Regions from separate parts of the Homo sapiens genome. Here region 1 is linked to region 2. Evidence: chromatin loops called from intact Hi-C (ENCODE). Cell type or tissue: PC-9. All regions are shown on one strand. Links, peaks and the distances in the headings refer to the core of each region. The heading gives the core; the rest is flanking DNA.

Region 1 (12,292 bases), core at 2,336-10,335, 96 kb before region 2:
CTTGGTGTTACTGACCTAAATAAAAACCCTGGGCCTATTTACTCATTACCCATAAATGCATGCATTCATTGCTTCGTTTAGCCATCTGTCCATGCATCCATCTACCTACCCAGACATATATCCATCCACCCACTCACCTACTCATCCATCCATCCATCCATCCACCCATCCACTCACCATCCATCCATTCACCTACTTACCCATCCATCTATCCATCCATCCAACCATCCATCCACCCATCCATCCATCCATCCATTCATCCATCCATCCACCTACCTACTTACCCATCCATATATCCACCCATATATCCATTCATCCACCTACCCACCTACCCACCCATCCATATATCCATCCATCCATCCATCCATCCATCCATCCATCCATCCATCCATCTACCTACCCATGCATTCATATATCCATCCATCCATCCACCCACCCATCTATTCATCCATCTATCCATCCACCCATCCACCCACCCACCCACCTACCTACTCACCCATCTATCCATCCATCTACATATCCACCCAATATATGCCTAATTTCCTCTAAGCCTTAAATATATTGCAGAAGTTCCAAAAAAGTGTACATTCTGGTATATGTGTGTGGATGTGGGAATAGCGGGGGAGTTCCCTGCCCTCCATCCTATTCCCCAATGTCTACCCTTTGGCTGAGGGACTTTTCTTAGAGTAGTCCCTGTCACTGCCCTGGCCACCCCCGCCAGCAACATGTTCCCAGGCTCTGCCCCCACCTCACTGCTCTCAGCCGACTCCCTCGTTGATGCTGGCAGTCCTGGTTCCCTTGACTTTCCTTTGTTTATTTTGGAAGGCCTGGTCATTTAGCGGCAGGCACTGCAGTCATTTGGTTCCAGCTGTTTCCCTCGGGCCTGGCTGGTGGATGGTCTGTGCTGGAGACAGCTGGCCTGAGTCGGGGGAAGTCAGGGCCCTGCGGGACAGAGACCAGCAGTAGCTCTTGGACATGCTTAAAGGACAGTAGCCTATTGTGGGAGAATTGACTGGGGCGGGCTTGGCTCCAGCTACCCCTTGTGGCCTTTGAGGGTCACAAGATATTTCTGAGGCACTCTGCTTTCTTCTGCCTACAGCCTGTAGCCCACCCAGCCCAGGCGGACACTGTGTGTGTGTGTGTGTGTGTGTGTGTGTGGTGTGGTGTGTGTGTATGCGTGTTTGTATGTGTGTGGTGTGTATGTATATGTGTGTGTATGTATGTGAATGTGTGTATGTGTGGTGTGTGTGTATCTGTGTGGTGTGTGTGGTATGTGTATGTGTGTGGTGTGTATGTGTTGTGGTGTGTGTGAGTGGTGAGTATATGTGTATGTGTGTGGTGTGTGTATTGTGTATGTGTGTGATGTGTGTGCATGTGTGTGTGGTGTGCGTGTATGTGTGAGTGTGTGTATGTCTGTATGTGTGGTGTATATGTGTATGGTGTGTGGTGTATGTGTGGTGTGTATGTGTGTGGTGTGTATGTATGGTGTGTGGTGTGTGTGGTGTATATGGTGTGTGGTATGTGTGTGGTATGTATGTATGGTGTGTGTATGTGTGTGTGGGTGTGGTGTTGGCACTGGCATGTGAATGTATGTGTGGTGTGTCTGTGTATGTGTGTGTGTGAGTGTGTGTATGTGTATGTGGTGTGTATGTATGTGGTGTGTATGTACGGTGTATAGTGTGTGGTGTGTATGGCGTGTATGTGTGTGTGTGGTGTTGGCAGAGGCATGTGAATGTATGTGTGGTGTGTCTGTGTATGTGTGTGTGTGTGTGGCATGTGTATGTGTGTGGTGTGTATGTGTGGTGTGTATGTGTGTGTGTGTATGTGTTTGTGGTGTGTATGTGTGATGTGTGTATGTGTGTGGTGTGTGGTGTGCGTGGACTGTGTGTGTGGTGTGTATGTGTGTATGTGTGTGGTGTGTGTATATGTGTGTGATGTGTATGTGTGTGTATGTGGTGTGTCTGTGTATGTGTGTGTGCATCTATGTGTGTATGTGTGTGGTGTATATGTGGTATGTGTGTGGTGTGTGTGGTGTATGTGTATGTGTGTGGTGTGTCTGGTATGTGTGTGGTGTGTATGCGTGTATGCGTGTGGTGTATGTGTGGTGTGTGTGTGGTGTGTGCGTAATGTATGTGGTGTGTGTGTGGTGTGTGCATGTGTGTGTGTGGTGTGTGTGTATGGGTATGTGGTGTGTGTGGTGTGTATGTGTGTGAGTGGGTGTGTGTGGAGTGGGTGTGTGTGAGTGCGTGTGTGTGGAGTGGGTGTGTGTGGGTGTGTGTGGTGTGGGTGTGTGGGCGTGGGTGTGGTGTGTGTGAGTGGGTGTGTGTGGTGGGTGTGTGGTGTGTATGTGTGTGAGTGGGTGTGTGTGTGGTGTGTATGTGTGTGAGTGGGTGTGTGTGGTGTGTGTGTGTGTGAGAGTTTGTGCACGCGCGTGTCTGGGGGACATCAGGAAACTCTCCAAGAGAATCTTTTCTCCAAGAGAATCTTGGCAATGGGTTTTTTTAAAATTTAAAAAACCCTCCATTTGTTTATTAAATAGGTAAAATATCGCCAAGGTAGAAAATACTGATAAGGAATCTTAAAATCTCTCTGATTCCACCATCTAGCAGTGCCTGGGCTAACACAGGGCACACTCTCCTCTAAGGCACTAGTGTGGCTACCGCGCGGGGACCTGGCTGGGTGGAGGAAGGAGTGAGGCTGGAAGACGGGAGTTGGGGCCAGATGGTTCTGTGTCATAGATGGAGAGACAGAAGCCACATGGAGAAAGAGCATGAACCTTGTCCTCAGACGAGGTCAGAGCCTAACTCTGGCCACTCCTTAGCTCTGTGACCTTGGACAAATTACTCAACTTCTCTAAGCGTTCACTCGCTCATCTGAATGAGAACAATCATGTCTACCTTGCAGGACTGAATGAGAGCAGACCTATCTTGTGCCTGACATGTGGTAGAATCTGTTCAATAGATGTCAGTCCCTCCCCAGGAAGTTTGGATTTTCTCCTGCGAAGCTATATTTTAAGCAGCAGAGGGCAATGTTTATTTCTTATGACGGATGAATTGACTCCTTTAAAAGCATTTGCAGGATCATAGAGGCCAGTGCTGGTGCAGGTGTGAGGGAATGTGCACTCTTATAGGCTCCTGGAGAGGGAGGCGTTTCACTGGTACAATCTTTTCTTGGTGGTTAGGTATTGTCAAATACATTTACAAGAGCCCGAGAGTTTCACTGGTACAGTCTTTTCTTGGTGGTTAGGTATTGTCAAATACATTTAGAAGAGCCCAAGAGTTTCACTGGTACAGTCTTTTCTTGGTGGTTAGGTATTGTCAAATACATTTAGAAGAGCCCAAGAATTTCACTGGTACAGTCTTTTCTTGGTGGTTAGGTATTGTCAAATACATTTAGAAGAGCCCGAGAGTTTCACTGGTACAGTCTTTTCTTGGTGGTTAGGTATTGCCAAATACATTTAGAAGAGCCCAAGAGTTTCACTGGTACAGTCTTTTCTTGGTGGTTAGGTATTGTCAAATACATTTAGAAGAGCCCGAGAGTTTCACTGGTACAGTCTTTTCTTGGTGGTTAGGTATTGTCAAATACATTTAGAAGAGCCCGAGAGTTTCACTGGTACAGTCTTTTCTTGGTGGTTAGGTATTGCCAAATACATTTAGAAGAGCCCAAGAGTTTCACTGGTACAGTCTTTTCTTGGTGGTTAGGTATTGTCAAATACATTTAGAAGAGCCCATTGGTTAGGACTGAGCCCCTGTGCTAGGATGGGACAGACCAAACCAAAATGGAGTCACTCGTGCTGAAGCTCCACCCCAGAAAGCCAAAAATAAGTTGTTTATCTGACCTTCCCAGAAATCAGGAGAGTGAAAGATAGTAGCCAGATTGCCAAACAAGCCTCTGTTTTAACCCTATAAGGAGAGTAACTTTAAAATGACCGAGATCCACTTTTTGTTCACTGTGTCTCCTTTCCTCAGCCCTTTTCTGTCTATAAAGCCAGTCTCCTCTGTTCAGCTGTTTTGAACACTCATTCCAGAAGAGGTGTTGCCAGATTCATGAATTGCAAATAAAAAACAATGAAGATCTTTAAACTAGATTTGATGTAATTTTATCTTTTTTTTTTTTTTTTTTTTTTTTTTGAGACAGTCTCACACTGTCACCCAGGCTGGAGTGCAGTAGCATGTTCTAGGCTCACTGCAACCTCTGCCTCCCCGGTTCAAGTGATTCTTGTGCTTCAGCCTCCTGAGTAGCTACGATTACAGGCTCACACCACGATGACTGGCTAATTTTTAGTGGAGATGGGTTTTCACCATGTTGTCCAAGCTTGTCTCAAACTCCTGGCCTCAAGCACTCTGCTCGCCTTGGCCTCACAAAGGGCTGGGATTACAGGCATGAGCCTCTGCACCTGGCCTAATTTTGTCTTTTGACAGTGTTATGCATCAGAAAACTTTTTAAAAAAATGTCTACCCTTTAGTCCAGCAATGCCACTGTAAATAACTTATCCAGTAGAGACGATCAGTCCAGACGCATTTACAACACTATTCATTCATAGCGTTGTTTCAACGCAAAAATGACAAATAAGATAAATATCCAACAACAGGGCACATGCATCCAGCTCTGACACAACCTTACCATGGAAACACAACTGGTCATAAATGTCAATGTACCAGTAACTAGTATGTACCAGTAATGTACAGCTAGGTTTATTAACATGAAAACTGTAAAATGTTATTGAATGAAAATAGGTCACAAAAGAAAGGATGTACAGTATGATTTCATATTTGTAAAAAGTTGTATGTACCCGCGTTGTATAAAAATTTTTGGAAGGTTTCCAAGGCCCTCATCCCTGGTTTAAGAGACACCCTCGATTCTTTAAACTAAAGAATGCCAGCCATAGAGGACTTTGGTCACTGGTAGCCAAACATGTCACAAGCAATTCAGAAACTAGCCCCTCTGCCTGCAGCATTCGAGTTCCCCAGAAGGCATCCCGGCCGCAACATCACTGGAGTAGAAAGCAGATGCCTTCCTGCCTCAGTTTATCCAGGATAGGGTCGGGAAAGCATGTGAAGGAGACCAGCTATTCTTTACCTCATAAACCGAGGGGAATTCAGGCTTCCACAGAGACAGGAGAGACCAAGATTAAGCCTGGCTCTTTCCTCCTAAAAAGAAGAGAAAGAGACAAGGTCAAAACTGGCCGTAGGACACAGCTGTTTGGATTCATCAGTCCCCAGGCATTTATGAGCACCATTATGTGCGATGCATTTTGCTAAGTGTAGAAAGGTCACAGAGCCAGAGTTCTTGTCCTTAGGGAGCTCATTCTAGGGGGAAACAAAAATAACCTTGACGTGACTGGTAAGAAAAGAGGGAGGTGACCCAGAGGGGGAAGAGGTGCCCTCCGTGGGGAAATAGAGGAAGGCCTCACTGAGGAGGTAACCCCTGAGCTGATCTTGAAGGATGCAGACAGGACGGGGGATGGATGTTAAAACGGGACAAATGGCATGGACAGAGGAAGAGGCTGCCCGCTCAGTTTCTCTGGGTGTCTGGGCATCTAGACATTCATTCTGTCTCACAGCAGCACTTTTCTGCTTCCAGCTCGCAGAGTGGGGAAAACAGCCACCCAGAGCCCTCCATTTACATGGCTTCCAGCCAGCGCAGTTGGTCCAAGGCTGGAATTGTAGTCCCAATTCCAATTTTCCATGTCTAATGCCCACTCCTGGCCTTGTAAATTGTGGCCAGGTGAGGTAGACACTGTATGGACAAGATCCAGAAGTCTCTGTGGCTCTAACCAAGAGGGCTGGTGGGTGGAGGGCATTTCCCAGGGAAAAAGAGTGGAGTGGGGTGCTGAGTGGACAGCCCCTAAATCTCCATGCAACCTCAAAGGGATGATTCCAACCAGAAACTGATGCCTATACAGCCCATGTGCCCTGTTATCTTTGACACACAAGCTTCTGATTGAAGGACAGTAATTATTACCCCAAATGTGTTAGGAAATAGTAATCTCCCAGATATAGGCTGTCCCATGTGCACTTTGGGCTGCAGGCCCAAGCACATGTGTGTATGTACACACACATATACACACACATACGTGCATACACATGTGCACGCACCAGTCCACACACCCAGAGCAAGAGGAGGAACTCAACTCCTCCTGCAGTCTGCCTGCATCTGCGAAGGATCACCAGCACAAACAATGCAGGGTGACTCATCGCCTGTGACTAACAGGCCTGCGGCTCCTCAGGTCCTCATGGCAAATGTCTCATCATTGTCCTTTTAAACCTTCAATGATGGGGGTCTCCCTAACCTGGCCTCCACCTCCAACCCAGAGGAGCCTGGAGGGAGAGAGCTCATTCAGTTAGGAGGGGAGGGGAGAGCTTAGAGGAATTCACCAGATCTGTGCAATGGGGTGGTGGTGGGGGTGTTACTTTATGAGATGATTTACTGAACATGTGCTGCAACACAGCACTCTTCACTGGAAATTCAGAACAGGGGATAATTTCCCCACAATCTATTTCCTGGCATCTTTTCAGAAATCCATGGATGGTGCAAAGTAAGATTGGAGTGTTGAGGGGGAGGAATGTCTCAGGGGGAGCAGAAACTGCCAGTTTAAAAGCGATCATCAGCTGGATGCGGTAGCTCACGCCTGTAATCCCAGCACTTTGTAGTCCCAAAACCATTGCCCTGCCAGTGGTTTTGGTGAGCATGTCCACCAGGAGATGGGCCTGTCCAGGGTCCCAGTTGTGGAGCTGGGAAAGCAACTATTTATTCAACAAAGGACGAACAGGAAGACCAATGTAACTGAGGATGAGAAGGAGGAATGGGAGACAGATTCAAATGATCCATGAAAGCCATCCTAGAGGCCTGCTATAGTTGGGATGTGATTTGTGCTCACCAAATCTTATGTTGAAATTTGATCCCCCATGTGGTGTTGGGAGGTAGGGCCTAGTGGGAGATGTTTGGGTCTTGAGGATAGAGCTCTCAAGAATGGCTTGGTGCTGTTCCCAAGGCAATAAGTGAGTTCTCACTCTGATGAGAGCAGATTAGTTCCTGGAAGAGTGGGCTATTACAAAACCAGGATCCCCCTCAGGCTTTGCCTTTTCAGATATGTCCACCTCCCCTTTGACCTTCCACCATGTTGTGATGCAGCACAAAATCCCTTACAAGGAGCTGAGCAAATGCTAGATGCTAGCCCCATGCTTATTGAACTTCCCAGCCTGCAGAACCAAGAGCCAAATAAACCTCTTTTCCTTGTAAATTATCCAGCTTCAGGTATTCCTTTATAGTAACACTAAACAGCCTGTGAATGCTTAGGAGTGAGAACTCCAGGAGAAAGACTACTTCCTACCAGTCTTAGCAGGTTAGGATCAAAAGCTTTTCTAATTTGAATGAAAATTAGGAGAAAATATGAACTTCTTCTGAACTTCAAGCTTGTCAAGGGAGATCCTGGTTGCTCACGTAATGCATCACATAGGACAGGCCAGGTTATGCTAAGTCACAAACAGCTTTAGAAAATCTTACTGATTCAAAACAACAAAGGTTTCTTTTTTGCTCACAATGACATGTTCATCACAGATCTTCAGGTGCTCAGCCTGTCCTAGTCAGCCAGAGGGCCAAGCAGCTATTATGTGGCACTTGGACAATTGTCATGGAAAAGAGTATGCTGACTTTAAAAGTTTCCACCTGGAAGCAACACTCATCCTTTCCGCTCATGTGGCAAGTCACATGGCGCGGCCTAACTTCAAGTGGGCAGGGAGTAACCCCTTTCAAGAGCCCAGAGGAGGGAGGGCTGGAGTATTTGTGAACAGCCCTAATAACTTGCGTGCTTAACCAGAGCACATGGCGTGCAGCAGATTCCTGGTACAGACTCTATTGACCTCAGGAATTCCGAGAAGGGAGACAGCATCATGGCTAGATTCAGGGAAATCTTCCTGGAGGAGGTGAAGTCTGAGGTTAACTTTGAAGGACAGTGCAGCTTTAGACCTATTAGATAAGGAAGATGGGCCAGAGGGAACAGCCTGAGACAGTAGATTTGGAAGGAGACCAGGTCTGGAGGCCATAGTAGTTCCTTACTTACATCTTCTCCCAACCGTGGTCTCTTTCAGGCTCCAGGACTCATGCTGGGAGGGCAGAAGGAAAAGACTGGGCTGAGGCCAAGCAGAGATGAAAGTTGTTTTCGAGTATTAACCTGATCAGGAAAGGAGAGTTGGTGGAGACCCCTCAACATCCTCGGCCGCAGGCCCATCACACCCATACTCATCTCCGGAGGAGTTCCAGTTCAGAGAGGAGGTCTAGCCAGACTGGCAGCTGTGCTGTTCTGTCCCTCACTGACTTTTTCCTCCAGCAGATGGGCCCCAGGGCCCCACTGTCAGGCCATCCCCAGAACGAAATAAAAGCATTTTTATGAGAGAAAGAGACAGAGGGGGAAATGAGTGCTAGGTTTCTCTGCTAGTCACTCACCCAGAAAAAGCACCAACTGGGGGTCTTAATATAGTCCTATGGACTGAGTACTGAAGATAGAAGGAAAGACAAGGCCTTGCTTGGGGATGTCCTGGTGTGGAGGAGATGTGGTCCTTCCCTTTGAGATATCCTCAGGCAATGCCTTCAGGGTATTCTCGGTCTTAAAGGGAAGATAGAACTTCTCTGCATCCTGTTTCTCATCCTTCATAGCAATTAATTGAAATTGGCAACAGGAACCCAAGATGGTCTGGGAGCAGGTGTTAGGAGGACTTCACACTCCTCCCAACTGGGGCCACTCACAAGAGAAGCCTTAGACTTGGTCTATCTAACTGCCGGGTTATTGCAAGGAATAAATGAGCTCTTTGATAAGAGAGTGCTAAACAACAAAAACAACATTAGTAATAGATCATTCAAAAGCCAGGGCCTGCAGGTTGGACGGCTTGATGTCAAGGCCCTGAGGATGGTTAAGGACTAGACTCCCCACTTTCCCTACAAGTGGCCGCCCAGTACTGCCCTGGTGATGGGTAGTCTTCCGTGGGGCCAGCTCCTGGGGGATAAAAGAGGAGCCACAGGGCAGAGGGGAGGAATAAAAGAATGGAGTGGGATGGCTGAGGTGGGCAGGATGAGGATGGGTAGGAAGCGCAGGAACTGGAAGAGAATAGGGCAAAGCGCCTCCTGGGGTTGAGAATGGGAGAGGGCCCAACAGTTGGTTCTAGGGTGGGTAGGAGATGAATCACAGTTCTGGGATGAGGGGGTAGAAGTCTGGTATATTGACCAGGGGGAGGACTTGTGGCAGGAGATGGAAATTGCGGTGAGCTGTGTGAGTTTCAGATACACAGGGACAGCCAAAGGCAAGAGTGAAGACGGTCACAGCCTGGAGCAGAAGGCTGGCCTTCCCCAGGCTCAGATTCTGATGCCCCCACCCCTCTGCCTCTGAGTCAGGCTCACAAGCCCCGTGGGAAGCTGTGGATGCTTCTGAGGCACCAGAGGGGCTGGGTACTGCTGAGGAGGGGAAGGTGGGGCTGGGAAGCAGGCAGGGGCTTAGAGCAGGAACAGAGATGGGCTCCAGGGACTGGGCAGTGAGCTCCATGGTCTCTCTGTGGACCAATATCAGGGCCAGGTTTTCACCCTTCCTAGAGCTACGTGTCCAGGAGCAAAGAGCTGCTTGGATCTTCCTCGGAGCGGTGCATGTGCTAAGAGGAGGAATAGAATGGCTTCTGCCATCAAAACTGTCCCCCTTCCTTCTCTCATCCAGTCAGCACTGGATGCACCTTGGGCGGAGGAGTTCAGTGATGCTCACCTGGGATCCAGCCAGGAGAGGGCGTGGTCTTCACCCCTGCATGGACCCCTAGGTGGCCAAAGATCAGGACTCTAGTGCTCAGACTTCAAAAGTGAGCACAAAGGCATATAATAATAATGATAATAATAATAATAGCAACACATTCTTATCTTGTGCTTGGCACTGCTCAAAGGACTTTGCAGCTGGAATCCCACCACAACCCTGCTATTGCCACCTATGTTTTATAGATGGGGAACTGGGCACAGAGAGGTGAAGGAATTTGCCCCAGGTCCCAGGGCAGGAAGGGGAGCAGCTGGATTCCAACCCAGACAGCCCAGCTTGTGGGCCTGTGCTCCAACTGGACATGGACTGATCTGCTGGAGGGTTTCCGTTACAGCCAGCAAGTCCTTCACTCAGAAGATACTGCCAAACTCGGGGCTGGGCGCTGCTGGGGCTCTGGGATCAGTGCCCTGGAGTCCTGGGCTTAGGAGTTGGGGGAGGCCAGCCAGGCAAAGGGGCCCTGGGGGTCTGAGGCAGGCAGGTCAGCTGAGCAGGGCTTCAGGGTGCAGAGGGAGGGGCAAGATATGGGCACAGGCATGGAGTAGGGGCAAGGAAAGAGTAGGAGGGAAGAAGGGAGGGGGACTCTCCAGACAGCAGATGAGTGAATTGGGAGAGCTGAGGGTGAGGGTTAAAACGACAGCAAATGCAGGCCTCATCTGGTCTATAAACAAATAAAATTGGAGCCACAGTGGGGCACAAACAATGTCCTGGAGACAGAACAAGTCGCCACATGCCCTGAGTGAGGCTGGAAGAGGGTGGGCTTCGGAGCTGCTCCTGGCAGACGCCTTGCTGGGCCACAGTGTCAGAGACTCAGAACATGTGCTAAGTTCCAAAGAAGAAGAAAATCCCCTAGCCCATGGGCTGCCTGGAGTTGGGGACGCTGGAAGGGGGAGAGAAGGACCTCCTCAAACTCGGGCAGGCTCTGACCTTCAGTGAGGACTCAGGAGTCTGCAGGGACACTGTCCAGGAGGCACACAGGGAGCTTGGCCTAGGAGGCCAGAAACGGGGGGTTCAGGTCTGGCCCTGCTCCTGCCTGTGAGGGACCTTGGGTAGTTCACAGCCTCTCTAAGCCTCATTGGTGACATGGGCACATGGACTATAACTATTGCTATTATCAGAATTACTCTCATCAGTAGAGAGCCTTCCGGGGAGCCCTGCTCAGGCATCTGGGCTCCTTCTGGCCTCTGTGGGCAGGACCACCCCTGACACCCCTGACACCCCTGTCTACAGCAGGGCTTCTCAACCTTGGCACTGGTGACATTTTGGGCTGGAGGCTTCTTTGTTTTGAGGGCTGTCCTGTGCATTTCAGGAAGCAGAATCCCCAGCTTCTACCCATTAGATGCCAGTAGCACCCCATCATGAAAACCAAAATCCTCTCAAGACTTTGTCAAAGGTGCCCCCTGTTGAGAGCCATGGGTCTAAAGGGAAGATAGGTGAAGATGAGCCACAGGACAGATGAGCCAAGGGGCTGCACTGGCAGATCCTGGGGTGGGTCCCTTCATCTCTCCCAGGTCCTCAGTTTCCTGCTTCTTATTATGGGAAACAGAACTCTGGGCCTCCAAGACAGAAGGAGAGATGCTGTTTGGAACCTGGAAGCTGTTTTAGGTCGGGTTGGGTGGGCTGAGGGACCACTAACTATCCCATCAGGAGAGCGCTAGGAAGGAGGCGTGTGGTCAGGGACACCTGTGTGCTTTGCTCCCACGTGCCGCTCCGCCTCATTCCTGGTGCTCCTCTTGTCTTCATTTCAGTTCAGACCCTTGCAGTTTTCCTCTGTACTATGCTGTTTCGTAACGACGTGCCTTTGCACATTCTATTTCCTCTGCCTAGAGAAGTTTACGTGCCTTGTCAATCTGTCGAACTCTTATTCATTCTTCAAAATCCAACCTAGGAACCATCTCCTCTATGAAACCATCCCTGACCTCCCTGATGGAGTGAATTTTTCCCTTCATGGACCTTGTCTCTTGCCCTTCTCTCTCGAACTCCTGGCCTCGAGCAATCCTCCCGCCTCAGCATCTCAAAGTGCTGGGATTACAGGCATGAGCCATCATGCCCAGCCCTGCGCTTCTCTCAGTAAGGTTTCATTGCCTGTCTATTCTACTAGACTCAGAATTCCTGGAGGGAAGTTCCTCGAGTTCAGTGACACTCAGCACAGAGCCAGGCATGCTGATCGGCCCAGTCAGTATTTGTCGAGTTGAACATAATTCAGAGGCAGAGGGAGATTCAGCCCATTAGGAAGGCCGACGCCTCTGCCAAGGTAGGCTCTGACTCGCTGCGGGAGGAAGACTGCCCTTTCTCACCACAGGGACTTGTAGGACACCCCAATCTAAACTAATGTAGGAACCACAACAAGCTGTTCATGGGGCACCAGCTGGTCCCAAAAGTGGAATTCTAGAACCTTAAAATTGCAAGGGGGCTCTGAGGGCCAACCTTCTTTACAGGCAAGGAATCTGAGTCCCAAAGAAGTGACAGGCCCTGCCCTAGCACACCTAGGTAGTTAGTGACTCAACC
Region 2 (12,292 bases), core at 1,371-9,370:
AGATGGTGTCTCAGAACAGAAGCCTTGGCCTGGGTGGCTCTCGTGGGATCTGAGACTGAGTTGGCTAGGGCCACATTCCCACCTTTCCAGGAACGTGTGGAGCATTGACCCTGCTCTCTGAGCATCTACTCCATTCTCCTGACTCTGCTCCTGGCTACTTCATGCCCTCACCTGCACATGACCATCATGGAGAAGACCTGTTTCTCTTTGCTTCCCTGCTTTCTGCACCACAATCCTTCTGCTTTGGCTCTCACTTCAAATGTCAACAGCCGCTCAGTTTCCCAAACTTACGTCCTGAAGGATGAATCTTAAGAGGCCCAGATCATCTTTTTCCAGGCCACAACTCAGTGGCCTTGGGAGAGGCTACCCTTAAGTCAGAGCGCACCCTGATCTAGCTAGTTACAGCTAAGAGGGGAGGAGGGGCAGATTCCTATGGGGGTGGTCTCTGGGAAGGTGACAAAAGATTGGCCTCTCATCTGACATCTTTTTCCTTATGGGAACAAAGGAGACAAAAGCCACTCTTCTGAGGCTTCAAAGACAGCCTTCTCACAATACTCTATCCAAAGGGAAGAGAAATGTCCTTTCTACAGGGCAGGTCAATTCAGTGGCAAGTCTAGAGGCTTCACAGGGAAACGGTCTCTGTATGGCAGCAGCTAGACTCAGACTTGAGGGTTTAAAAGGAGCGAGAGATGTGAATTCCCAGTCATCTGTGCCCTTGTGGAGATCTAGGCACAACAGCACAACATTCACAATAGATTCTTATTAGAGAGCTTCCTTTTGGTCTGATTCCAGCAGAAGGGTTTTGTAACTTGTATTGTTGAGTCCTCACTTTCCTGGGAGGAAGATGGAAAGGTTAGAGGAAAATGCTGGTCAAGAAAGGTCATAATTCCCTGGAGTTGTTGGATGTGACAAAGAAGCAGATATTTCAGTAGAAAGGGCACCAATTTGCCTGCTCCTTGCTCCCCACTTGGGAGACTTCAGGCCACTCTAGGATTCGGAGTTTTCCCTCCACATGGGACTGAGCAGGACTGAGCAGCGGGGCCAGGCCTGGAAGGACTTGGAGTCTGTGGAGGATGGATGGGGCAGGGTCCCCGCTTCCGGCTCCACAGCTAGCCTTGCCAGGAAGGCTTGGAGCTGCTCCCTGGCCTTGACCACCCCTGGGGAGCAACAAGCAAAAGGTTCTGAGCCAGGGCATCGGTGCTGCCGGAAGGCCCCCAGCATCCTGCCAGAACTGAATCTGACATGGCCACCCAACAGCCCACCTCCCCAAGGTTGGGGAAAGCAGCCTCAGAGATCACATTCATCAGCCTCAGAGACTACACTTTATTAGTATTGCTTTCATCATATTAACACAAGCAATAACAAGTGCTTTCAACATCCTAAACCACACATCTGGAAGCTGCACTAGGCAATACAGATATAAACCCTTCAAAGAACTGGCCACTTGTCCAGGCTTTAAGAGGCTCTGATGGATTTCAGGCCTGTCTCATTTGATCCTGAGCCCAGCCCCACGTCACCATGCTGCCCTGCCCATGCCCACGGTCATGACTGCCCAGGCACCAACCGAGCTCTGATGTTCTATCCAAACGTTGCCATCCCTAGAATCAATGGAAAAAAACAGGACTTGGAAAGCCCAGCCGGCTGCAGTGGGGGCTCGAGAGGACAGATGGGTAGAAGAGAGCTGCATCTATAGGCGCTGGCTTTCTGCCCCTCGTGGGGCCAGCCCAGCCTACTCCTGGAATAGCTCTGAGTCCGCCAGCAGAGGGCTGTCACCCTTGGGGCCTGCCGCAGGAGTGAAGCCACATTGACAGGCTCTGTGCACTCCCCCGACCCATGCTACTCATAGCTGGGGCGCTGTGAGCACATTAGCCAGCATCGCAGAGGCGGGCATATAACCCTCGCCTTGCTCACTGCACAGGGTGATTTTATCAGGACAAAATGGAAGAGCTATGTAAGTGGCTGGGTGCTGAAAAATGTAATGATGGCACTTGCTGAAATGCCATTTAACCTGGAGAACATATTTTATTAGCTGCAAAAGTGTAGTCTCCTCTAAGGAGTAAGGACAATGGAAATTCCAGGGCAAAAATGTAAAACAATAAATACTGGGCCAACAGCAAGCCAGTAAACGGCATTTCCCATTCCACTCCTTAAAAAGACTTGGCTGAGCCGCTGGGTGAACGTGGCCTCCCTGGCATTGGTCCTGGGGCCCACTGGCACAGTTCCCTTTGCTGACAGAGGCAGGTTCCCAGCCCTGATTCCTTCCCCACCACCCCCAAGGATGTCCACTGTCCCCAACCTCCCTCTTCCTCTCACACCTTCCATGCTAGGCGCCTGCCAGAAATGCCATCTGCCGACCTCAAAGTCTCACCTCATCCCTCCTCAAGCCGCACCCTGAGTGTCTCCCACTCCTCCAAAACTCAGCCCTGAGACCCGGTCCCAGGGGGTCCCTCTGGCTCAGATGTGCAAAACCTTAGGACGGGATTGCTGTCTTCCTCGGTGTGCCCCCAGAAGCAGACCCTGAGACAAGGATTCGGGTGCAAGTCGTTTATTCGGGAGCTGATTCCTGGAATCACGGAGAGGTGGTGAGGAAGACAGCCAGGGAAGGAGGAGAGCTGCTGAGGGCCACGCGAATGAGCTCTGGCCAGGGAGCCACCAAGAGTCAGTGTAGGATGCACCTCGGAATCATGCCACTAAGGGCATGGAGGCTGGAGTGGTAAGGAAGCTGGGGTATTTCCACTCAATCTGGGCTCTTATTGTTAGAGAGGTGCCTCTGGAAGGCATCGAACCCCTGAAACTTTCAGTCTAAGCTGTCCATGTGCAGATGATGTCAGAGAAAGCCCTCAGGGAGAGAGTCACAGGTCCTTGGTGAAGGAAGTCATCTGCCTGTACAGGAACTGTCCTCCAGTAGACCAACGGAAAGTGTGCTGGACATAAACAACACCACACTGACCAAGGCCCCAGAGGAGCTCTGGAGCTGGCAGCCAGGCGCTCAGTGCTCGCACAGGTGAAGGCCTGCAGGATTCAGAGTCGAAGATCTGAGTGGGAATCCTGGCTCTGTTCCAGAGCAAATCTTGAGCAACTTCCTTTCCCTCTAAGCCTCACCTTCTTTGTTGAAATGGGAAACTCATACTTTCTCCACAGGATTGCTGTGAGCCCTGAAGCCAAGATACCAGGTACTATTAGAAACTGGCTTTCAACCTTTCAGATAATGTCTTTTTGAAGTTACAAGTTGAATGCTTCCCATTCTTGCCAAGAATTACTCATATTTCTGACTAACATTACTAATGCCAAAGCAATAATGCTGGGAGTGGGGAGTCTGAAGTTGAGAATTAGTCTTGGAAGTCATATTTTACATAAGCATTATTCCACGTTATCCTGCAAAGAACTGGCCACCAGAGAGCCTGGTACTAAAGTGCGTAGCAGCATGATACGTCAGTTCAGGTAGTGCCCACAGTTATCAGTAAATTAGCTGATTCTGTCTCACCTTACTGTTCTGAACATATGATTTTTGCCCATCTCAAAATGGGCAAAATTACATTGCGATTAGTGGGGAAAATGACTGATTTTGCCATTATAAAATTCTTTTGGCAACAAAGATTTCTCTTTAGAGGAAAATGGCTATATTTAGAATAAATAAGCCAACAGGTTGAAAATACAATTTGCTAATAATTGATAGGCAGTATACTATTGAATGGAGAAAAGTAATTAAAAATATACATACATATATACATACACAGAAACATATATACAGAGAGAGCACGTGTGTGTGTGTGTGTGTGTGTGTGTGTGTGTGTATTCAGCCCTGGCTGGGAAAATGTTACAGGTTGGGTTCTCCAGAAACAGATAATGAAGCAGAATTTCGGGTGCAAAATTTTATTAGGGCTCAACACCTGTGAAGGAAGGAGGGAGCGAGTAGAATGGGAAAGAAGTTGAATGGCAACAAGGTCTTGGCCAGTCTAGCAGGAACTCTGGAGTGGATATTGTCCTGCAGAGCAAATGAGATGGCTGTGCTTTCACACCCCTGCCTCTCTGTGACAGGATGCAAGCTGCCACCAGAAGAGCATGACCTAGTGCAAGGCAGCTCTTTGAGCAAGGCAGCTCTTTGCAGGGAGGCGGCCCTTTGCAACAAGGCAGGCCCTGAAAGAGCCGATAGCTGGGGGCTGGCTGCTGACCAAGCTTTCAGTGGATGGGCAGCAAGTCCTTTAGAGGAAGGGGATCTAGGCTGTGCATCCCTGCGTCTATAAAGGCATTAACTCTTGGTCATTTTATTTCAACAGCTTCTTTTGGCTGACCATAACTCATCCTGGAGTTTCCCTCCCACCTCCCTCTGCTGCCCCCCACCATTTCTCTTGGTTTACTTTCGATCCTCCTTGCTAAACCAAAAGCAAATAAGGTAGGAGAGTGAAAAAGAAAAGAACTATTCCAGTCTGTTCTTTCACCTCTCAGCTCTGGATATGGCTGTCTGCAAATATTCACAGCACCAGTGACCTCCATTCCCTCAAGCTAAGCTCCATCTTCCTGCCTCTGTGCCCTCATCCAAACTAATATTCTCCTGGAATAACCCTTCTACTCTGCTTCTATTTCTATTTATCCTTCAAGGCCTTTTTAAGTCTCACCTCTGTGAAAAACGAAAATCTCTTCATGGGCCCTATTCTCATTGTTTATAACCTACATTCGAGCATTTTAGGCAATATTTAACTACACATTTTCTTAAATCCCAGTCTGGAGTGTAGTGGTGCAATCTCAGCTCACCGCCACCTCTGCCTCCTGGGTTCATGAGATTCTCCTGCCTCAGCCTCCCCAGTAGCTGGGATTACAGGTGCGTGCCACCACACCCAGCTAATTATTGTATTTTTAGTAGAGACAGAGTTTCACCATGCTGGCCAGGCTGGTCTCAAACTCCTGACCTCAGGTGATCTGCCCACCTCGGCCTCCCAAAGTGTTGAGATTACAGGTATGAGTCACCGCGTCCAGCCGCAAAAATTAATAATTGAGGAGTAGGATGTGCACCTTTTGTATTCCCTTTAGTACCTGGATAGTATGGGTGCCTGATATGTACTTATGAATTTTTACATTGAATCAAAAGAAATTGCTTTTAGAAGGAACGCTCAAAATGTAAAGTGATTACATTCCAACCATATGCAACACTTCTAATTGCTGCGGTTTCCACTTGAATGATCATGAAATGATCTGGAGAAGCAACATGTGGAAATTTAAATCCATTCATTTATCAACAGCAAAACAGCTATTTCCAACTTTTTTTTTTTTTTTTTTTTTTTTGAGATAGAGTCTTGCTCTGTTGGCCAGGCTAGAGGGCAGTGGTACAATCTCAGCTCACTGCAAACTCCGTCTCCCAGGCTCAAGCAATTCTCCTGCCACAGCCTCCTGAGTAGCTGGGATTCCAGGCGTATGCCACCATGCCCAGCTAATTTTTTTTTTCTTAATTTTTAGTAGAGACGGGGTTTCACCATGTTGGCTAGGCTGGTCTCGAACTCCTGACCTCAGGTAATCTGCCCGCCTCGGCCTCCCAAAGTGTTGGAATTACAAGTGTGAGCCACCACGCCCGGCCTATTTCCAGCTTTTTAACAAGGACTGAATCAGGGCTTCTAGACTCATGCTGCAAAGGTAGAAGGATTTAATGGATCAAAATGAGAATTCATGGCTCTTGAATTGTTAACCTCTGATATCTCTTACTTCATTCAAAGCGTCAGCAGCTCCTGAAATCTAATTTTAGGTTCTACAAGGTGCATCAAATAAAGAAAGTGTAATAAGCATATTTAAGACAATTTAAACTCATTTAAAACTGATGGCTCCCTAGACCAGTGATTCATCAGATGTAGCCTGGGGACTCCAGGGGGCGCTAAGATCTTTTCAGGAGGACTGTGAGGTCGAAACTATTTTACAATAATATGAAGACATCATTTGTTTTTCTTACTTTCATCCTTTCTCAAGAATATGGTAGAGCTTCCAGAGGCTACATGACATAGGATACTTTGTTCTGGCAACAAGTGCTTTTTGTATTCTTGTGTTTTTTAGAATTTTCTAAGGTGGTAGATTTAGAATATATATATGTGCATTTTCGGAGATTAACTCAGTTTGTTCTTAATACTTTCACTGCAGTATCTATCTTTCATTATACCTGCTATAATTTCTGTGACCTCATTATTGTCCAATGTATTGTTGCTTTGAAATCCCGAATTTCCCTTGCATCTATTTGAAAACTCAACAACAAATAATATACTGTGTTGTTTTGCAATATTTTAAATTTTTTTCAAAACTTCATAAGTTTTAAAAAATTCATCTAAAACTGTTATTGCTTTAGAGTTCAATATTCTAAAATAAAGAGAAAAGTTATTTATACAATATTTTTCTTATCATTAAGGATAGATCACTGGCTTAAAAACAAAAGATGAGAAGGCTTGCTTTCTCAATTCCCACATGTAGCATCTACATATAAGATGCTGACATACCTGAACCTGAAATATCAGAGTTCCCTGACTCATGGAAGGGCGGATCAACTTCAAAAAAAAAAAAAACTGGATGAAGAAATGAAAACACAATGAAAGATATCTTCCCCTCCCTTTGTGGATGCTAATAATTCCCCTTATTGTGTCTTATGCAACAAAACAATTTCAGATTGTCATTTTGAGACTGATAAGAGTATAAAGGAAAAATATTTTTAATGTACACAATATGAGCTTTTTAAAAGCTAAATATTTCTTCATGTTTTCAAACTAGAAATGAAAAAGACACCAAAGCATCCTACAGGGTGAGTTATCATATTGCATTGGCTGGAAAAGTACATATACTAGCTGAATGACAAAGCCTTACACAGTTGACGTTGCTCAATGCCTGCTGAAGGACAAGTTAGTAAAAGAAACCAGTGCCACTTCCCCAAAACATGGTACCTTGTCAAATTTCGGATTTCACTATAAACATGAAGACTAATATACCATCTGCAGAATTGCACTTGTACTTTCAAAATGGACACATCTACAGATATGACTGTATTTGTTATTTTTCTTATTTTTGTTCTTATCAGCCCCACTTAATGATTGAAGATATTACATAAATGCTTGGCAACAAACACATGTGCTGAAATAGTCAAAGTGTTGAATAACTTTTTGAATCTTATGATTTATCCTGATACAACTGTGTTGAAATGTGCATGGATGGTGCAAAAGCAATTGTCAGCAAAAGTCATGCCTTAGCATCAATGAAATCAGTATACTAGGAGTTAACTGTTACTGCTATGGCCTGGCAAAAGCAAAAGCAAGCCAGCTTCACTCAAGAATATCCTGGGGCCAGGCATGATGGTTCATGCCTGTAAACCCAGCACTTTGGGAGGCCAAGGCTGGAGGACTGCTTGAGGCCGGGAGTTTCAGACCAACGTGGGTAACATGGCGAGACTCTGTCTCTGCAAAAAATTTCAAAAATTAACCAGGCTTGGTGGCGCACACCTGTAGCCCCGGTTACTCAGGAAACTGAGGCTGATCATGCCACTGCACTCCAACCACTCTGTGTCAAGAAAAACAATAGACAGTATTTGTTGCTAATGATAAAATCTGAGTTTTCAACCAAAAATTGGAATTTGGGGGAAATTTGTATCCAATATTATGAGTTTCCCAGTACTTAAGGATGAGATCAGTGGTGCTATTAATAAATAGGACTTAAAAAAATATTGTATACTGAAATGACTGAAAATTTGGGAGAACTGTGTGACTCAGTGAACCAGTATTTTCTAAATGACCAATGCAATGCATGATGCTACAAAATCCACTCAGAGAACAAGATAGACCAGTGCATTTTAATGTAATACATTTTCACAGTTCAGTGATAGGGTTTCAGATTCTACTTTGCAACTGGCCTTTAAGAAACTATGATTTGTCAAGTTTTGCTCTAATATCACTGAAGAATACCCACAATTATTTGAAAAGGCTATCAAAATACGCCTCTCATTTTCCAACTACATATATATGTGAAGCCACATTTTCTTCATATTCTTTAACCAAAGCAATGTATTGGAACAAATTGAATGCAGAGGCAGATAAGAATATCCAGCTGTCTTCTATTGAGTCAGATGTGTGTGTGTGTGTTTGTGTGTGTGTGTGTGTGTGTGACAGTGTCTCTGTTGACCAGGCTGGAGTGCAATGGTGCAATCATGGCTCACTGCAGCCTCAACCTCCCAGGCTCAAGCAATCCTCCCACTTCAGCCTCCTAAGTAGCAGCTGGGACTACAGCCTCATGCTACCATGCCCAGCTAATTTTTTAATTTTTTGTAGAGACTGGGTCTTGCCATGTTGCCCAGGCTGGTCTCCAACTTCTGGGCTCAAGTGATCCTCCCATTTCAGCTTCCCAAAGTGCTGGGATTACAGGCATAGGCCACTGTGCCCAGCCTAAGCCAGATATTAAAGGGATGTGCAAAGATTAAAACAATGCTGTTTTTCTCATTTGTTTTACAAAATGGTTATTTTCCAAAAACATGTTATTTGTGTTAATGTATGTTGGGCTTATTGTTATTTATAACCAAATATATATTTCTAATTTGTGTTTTAATTTTTAATATGATAAATATTGGTAGGTAAATCCACAAATAAAAGTGTTTTGGGGTCATCGATAATTTTATGGCATGTAATGGGGTCTTGAAACCAAAGAGTTTGAGAAGCACTGTTCTAAACTGATGGGAACCTAGGGTATGTTGAGAAGTGGGCTCAAGTGACTTGAGGTGTGTATCAGTTAGAGGAAAGAAGTGAGTCCTCCTAATTCCAGAAAGAGACAAGAGAAAAAAGGCACAGGCCAAAGACCACGTAACTGCCACACCTGAATGTGTTTCTTGTTACAAATGGTGGGGACTAGAGCAGAGCTTTCAAGGGTTGGGCCAAGTTCTTTCTTGGAGGAGTCATTTACTGGACATAGAGGTGGCAAGCATGAGATATCCTTTTCCTGAGATGTGAGGTTCAGAAATTCCAGATGGATGATATTTTTTTAGCCACTTAATATATTTAACCAAAAAATTCAAATTAAGTATATTTTGGGCCATTAGATTTTATCCTTTCACTTGATAGCAGAATAAAATTACCACAGAATCAAAGACTATATAAAGTTTTTAAACCTAAAAGAACTAGTCACCCAAAGAGCCAGAGAATCAGAGATAAAGAGATTAAGATTATTTACTTCTTTCCTCAAAATTTTTCTGATTTGATTGTGTAACTCACATGACATTGGTTTTCTTTCTTGTTGTTGTTTTGAGATGGAGTCTCAGTCTGTCACCCAGGCTGGAGTGCAGTGGTGTGGTCTCGGCTCTCTGCAACCTCTGCCTCCCGGGTTCAAGGGATTGTCCTACCCCAGTCTCCCAAGTAGCTGGGATGACGGGCACACGCCACTATGCCTGGCTACTTTTTGTATTTTTAGTAGAGACGGGGTTTCACAAGGCTGGTCTTGAACTCCTGACCTCAGGTGATCTGCCCACCTAGGCCTCCCAAAGTGCTGGGATTACAGACGTGAACCACCACAACTGGCCTTTTTTTTTTTTTGAGTCGGAGTCTCACTTTGTCACCCGGGCTGGAGTGCAGTGGCGCGATCTTGGCTCACTGCAACTTCTGCCTCCCAGGTTTGAGCAATTCTCCCACCTCAGCCTCCCAAGTAGCTGGGACTACAGGCGTGCACCACCATGCCTGGCTAATTTTTGTATTTTTAGTAGAGACAGGGTTTCGCTATGTTGGCCAGGCTGGTCTTGAACTCCTGACCTCAAGTGATCTGCCGGCCTCAGCCTCCCTAAATTTGGGATTACAAGCATAAGCCCAGGAAGAAATACGTGCCTCTGCATGGAATAGCATGCACCTGTGACACACCAGGACCTAAGGACAAACATGCACTAGAAGTCACAAACCATTAAAATCAAAAGACCACTTTGTTTCACTTGATCTGTGTTTGGGTGTTTGGAGGCATTTCTTATAAGTGTAATATAGTTTTCAGGACATCCTGTTAGAAGCCTCTCCATCTAGGTCCTAAGGACAATATTCCAATACTCTAAACATGCTGCCTTAGAGAATGAAAGCATGATTCTGGTATCCATCCGGTGTAAACAGAAACATCCAGGAGTGACAGCTATGTGGACTTTTACCTATGTCCCACTGTCTCTTGTCTTTTTGGGGGGAAAACTTTGTTAATAGGTAGAACTACTTTTCTTCATTTCCTGATACACAACAGTTCCCACTTCTCAACAAATGGTAGGCATTTCAAAGTAAAACAGATCTTCTAACTTCTAGCAGTTATAGAATCAAAGGATGTGAATCCCATTTCTTATGGTTTAAAGGGGGTATATAACCAGTAGAATGAAGTAATAAGGCCTAAAAAGGTTGGGTCTCAATTTCAAAATTAATAAGGTCAGAAAAGACTTTTAACTATAAGGTAGTCAGGTGATTGAATCTAGAGTTAGAATAAAAGAATAAAGCATTACTTTTTTTTTTAAATTTTTTGCAACAGAGTCTCACTGTTATCCAGGCTGGAGTACAGTGGCACAATCTCAGCTCACTGCAGCCTCTGCCTCCCAGGTTCAAGGATTCTCCTGCCTCAACCTCCTAAGTAGCTGGGATTACAGGCACGTACCACCACGCCCAGCTAATTTTTTTGTATTTTTAGTAGGGGTGGGGTTTCCGCGTGTTGGCCAGGCTGGTCTTGAACTCCTGACCTCAAGTGATTTGGCCTCCCAAAGTGCTGGGATTATAGGCGTGAGCCACTGCACCCAGCCAAAGCATTACTTTTAATTAAAATTTTTGACATGAGGCAAGGTAAAACTAGCAGATAATATTATCTTATTCTTTCAATTATTTTGAATTGAAGCGATTTAGTTTTAGGGCAAAAGACCATGTTTTATGCCTTTAAAATATTTATACAGTAGATAATTAAATATTACTTTTGAAAATTAATTCATTTTTCAACAAATATTTACTGAGGGCCTACCATAAGCCGAGCACTGGGCTGGGCTCTCAGGATGCAGCAAGGGCCAGGACGGTAAGGTCCCTGCCTTCAAGGAGCTCCCAGGAACAACTAGCAAGTGTGTAAAAGGAAGGAGGGACCAACAGAAATTAGATGAAAAGGGACACTTGGGAATCTTCCCAGAAATTTCTGTTGTAAAAGGAAGCACACTGGTTTTCAAAGTCTTAGGCAGCAGCTGAAGACAATGTAGATTTCCCACAGATGACACACCTGTGATGATTAGTATTAGTGGGAGAAGATGGTACAAGAGCTCTTATGGCTACTGTAGCCATGCCCCAGGTCATGTCGTGTGTGTGTGTGTGTGTGTGTGTGTGTGTGTGTTTCCTGGTCCTATACACATAGCCAAGGTTACAAAATAGGATGGTGCATTTGGAGAAAAAAAATCAATGAAACTTTTATTTTTATGTGTATTGCTACATTTCTACCAGGATGTAAAAGCATAAACTAAATTTATAATAACTATATTTCTATTGATTCCAAAGATAAATTCTTTCACTTGATGGAAAACTAAAACATTTTATGAGTATTAAAATAAAAATTTGAATAGAATTATGGTTTGCTTTTATACTATCTGCTTCCTAGTAATTTTCTGGGTAAGATGTTTCATAGATGTTTTTTTTTCCTATGAAGATTTGGAGATAATGTTTCAACATTTTGCCTCCATCCTTCAATAAAACTCCACAGTAAACCAATAGTATATAGGAGAATTACCTGCTGAATATATATTTTAGCCAAGGCTTAGGCAGAAAAAAGAAAGACTGCAATTTTCATCAGGACCCTTGGATTCCAGGACTGCATTTCCACGAATGGACTAGCATGCATAGATGGATGTAACCACAAAGAAAACGGTAACATTTACCAAGCACATATGCTATGCCGGGCCCTGGGTTACGTATCTCTCAAAGATTATTCAGTTTACATTTCCACACCACGATGAGGTAGGTGATGAAGAATCCACGCCTGGGAAGAGTTAAGAAACCCACCAGTTAATAAGTAGCTGGGCTGAGCACAAGCCAGGCAGTCTGACAGCAGTTCCACAGCTACGGATGAAATCTGAGCTCTTCAGAAGAAAAATGTTACCGAAAGAACAGCTTCTCAGCTCAAAAATTATTTTAAGTAAATCTGCTCTGTCTTATATTAATTCATATACATATGTTACAAAATGTCCATTCTTCCCCAAGTGCTACAGTTCTGAAAACTAATCACTGGTACTTTATCTGTCATTTCTTATCTGAGATGATTTCCAAATAGAATTCAGTGGTGTAGGCAGGTATTGTTTTCTTCATGAGAGGAA

What was found. Peaks named below come from ENCODE experiments on the same cell type or tissue, not always from the same donor. Only the 100,000 strongest peaks of a DNase experiment are listed, where the experiment ranks them.
Region 1: a loop joins it to region 2, with 3 times the contacts of the local background. A loop is called at or near these places in 18 of 110 quality-filtered maps.

What each region holds. Positions count from the first base shown.
Region 1 is chr2:46,867,701-46,879,992 of GRCh38, reverse strand. It overlaps LOC124906004 (a long non-coding RNA gene), which reads right to left. Exons shown (of 2, transcript XR_007086310.1): 2 at 4,673-5,150. Among named protein-coding and RNA genes, the nearest start is that of MCFD2-AS1, 25 kb to the left of the region's middle. RefSeq lists enhancers at 379-879, 880-1,380, 6,094-6,593, 7,749-8,043 and a silencer at 7,749-8,043. In PC-9, for the core only: a CTCF peak has its summit at 2,997 (motif pointing right); DNase peaks (open chromatin) are centred at 3,042 and 6,182; H3K27ac peaks cover 446 bases.
Region 2 is chr2:46,770,485-46,782,776 of GRCh38, reverse strand. No RefSeq gene overlaps it. Among named protein-coding and RNA genes, the nearest start is that of LINC01118, 40 kb to the left of the region's middle. RefSeq lists a silencer at 733-1,027. In PC-9, for the core only: CTCF peaks have their summits at 5,664 and 5,864 (motif pointing right); DNase peaks (open chromatin) are centred at 3,146 and 5,866.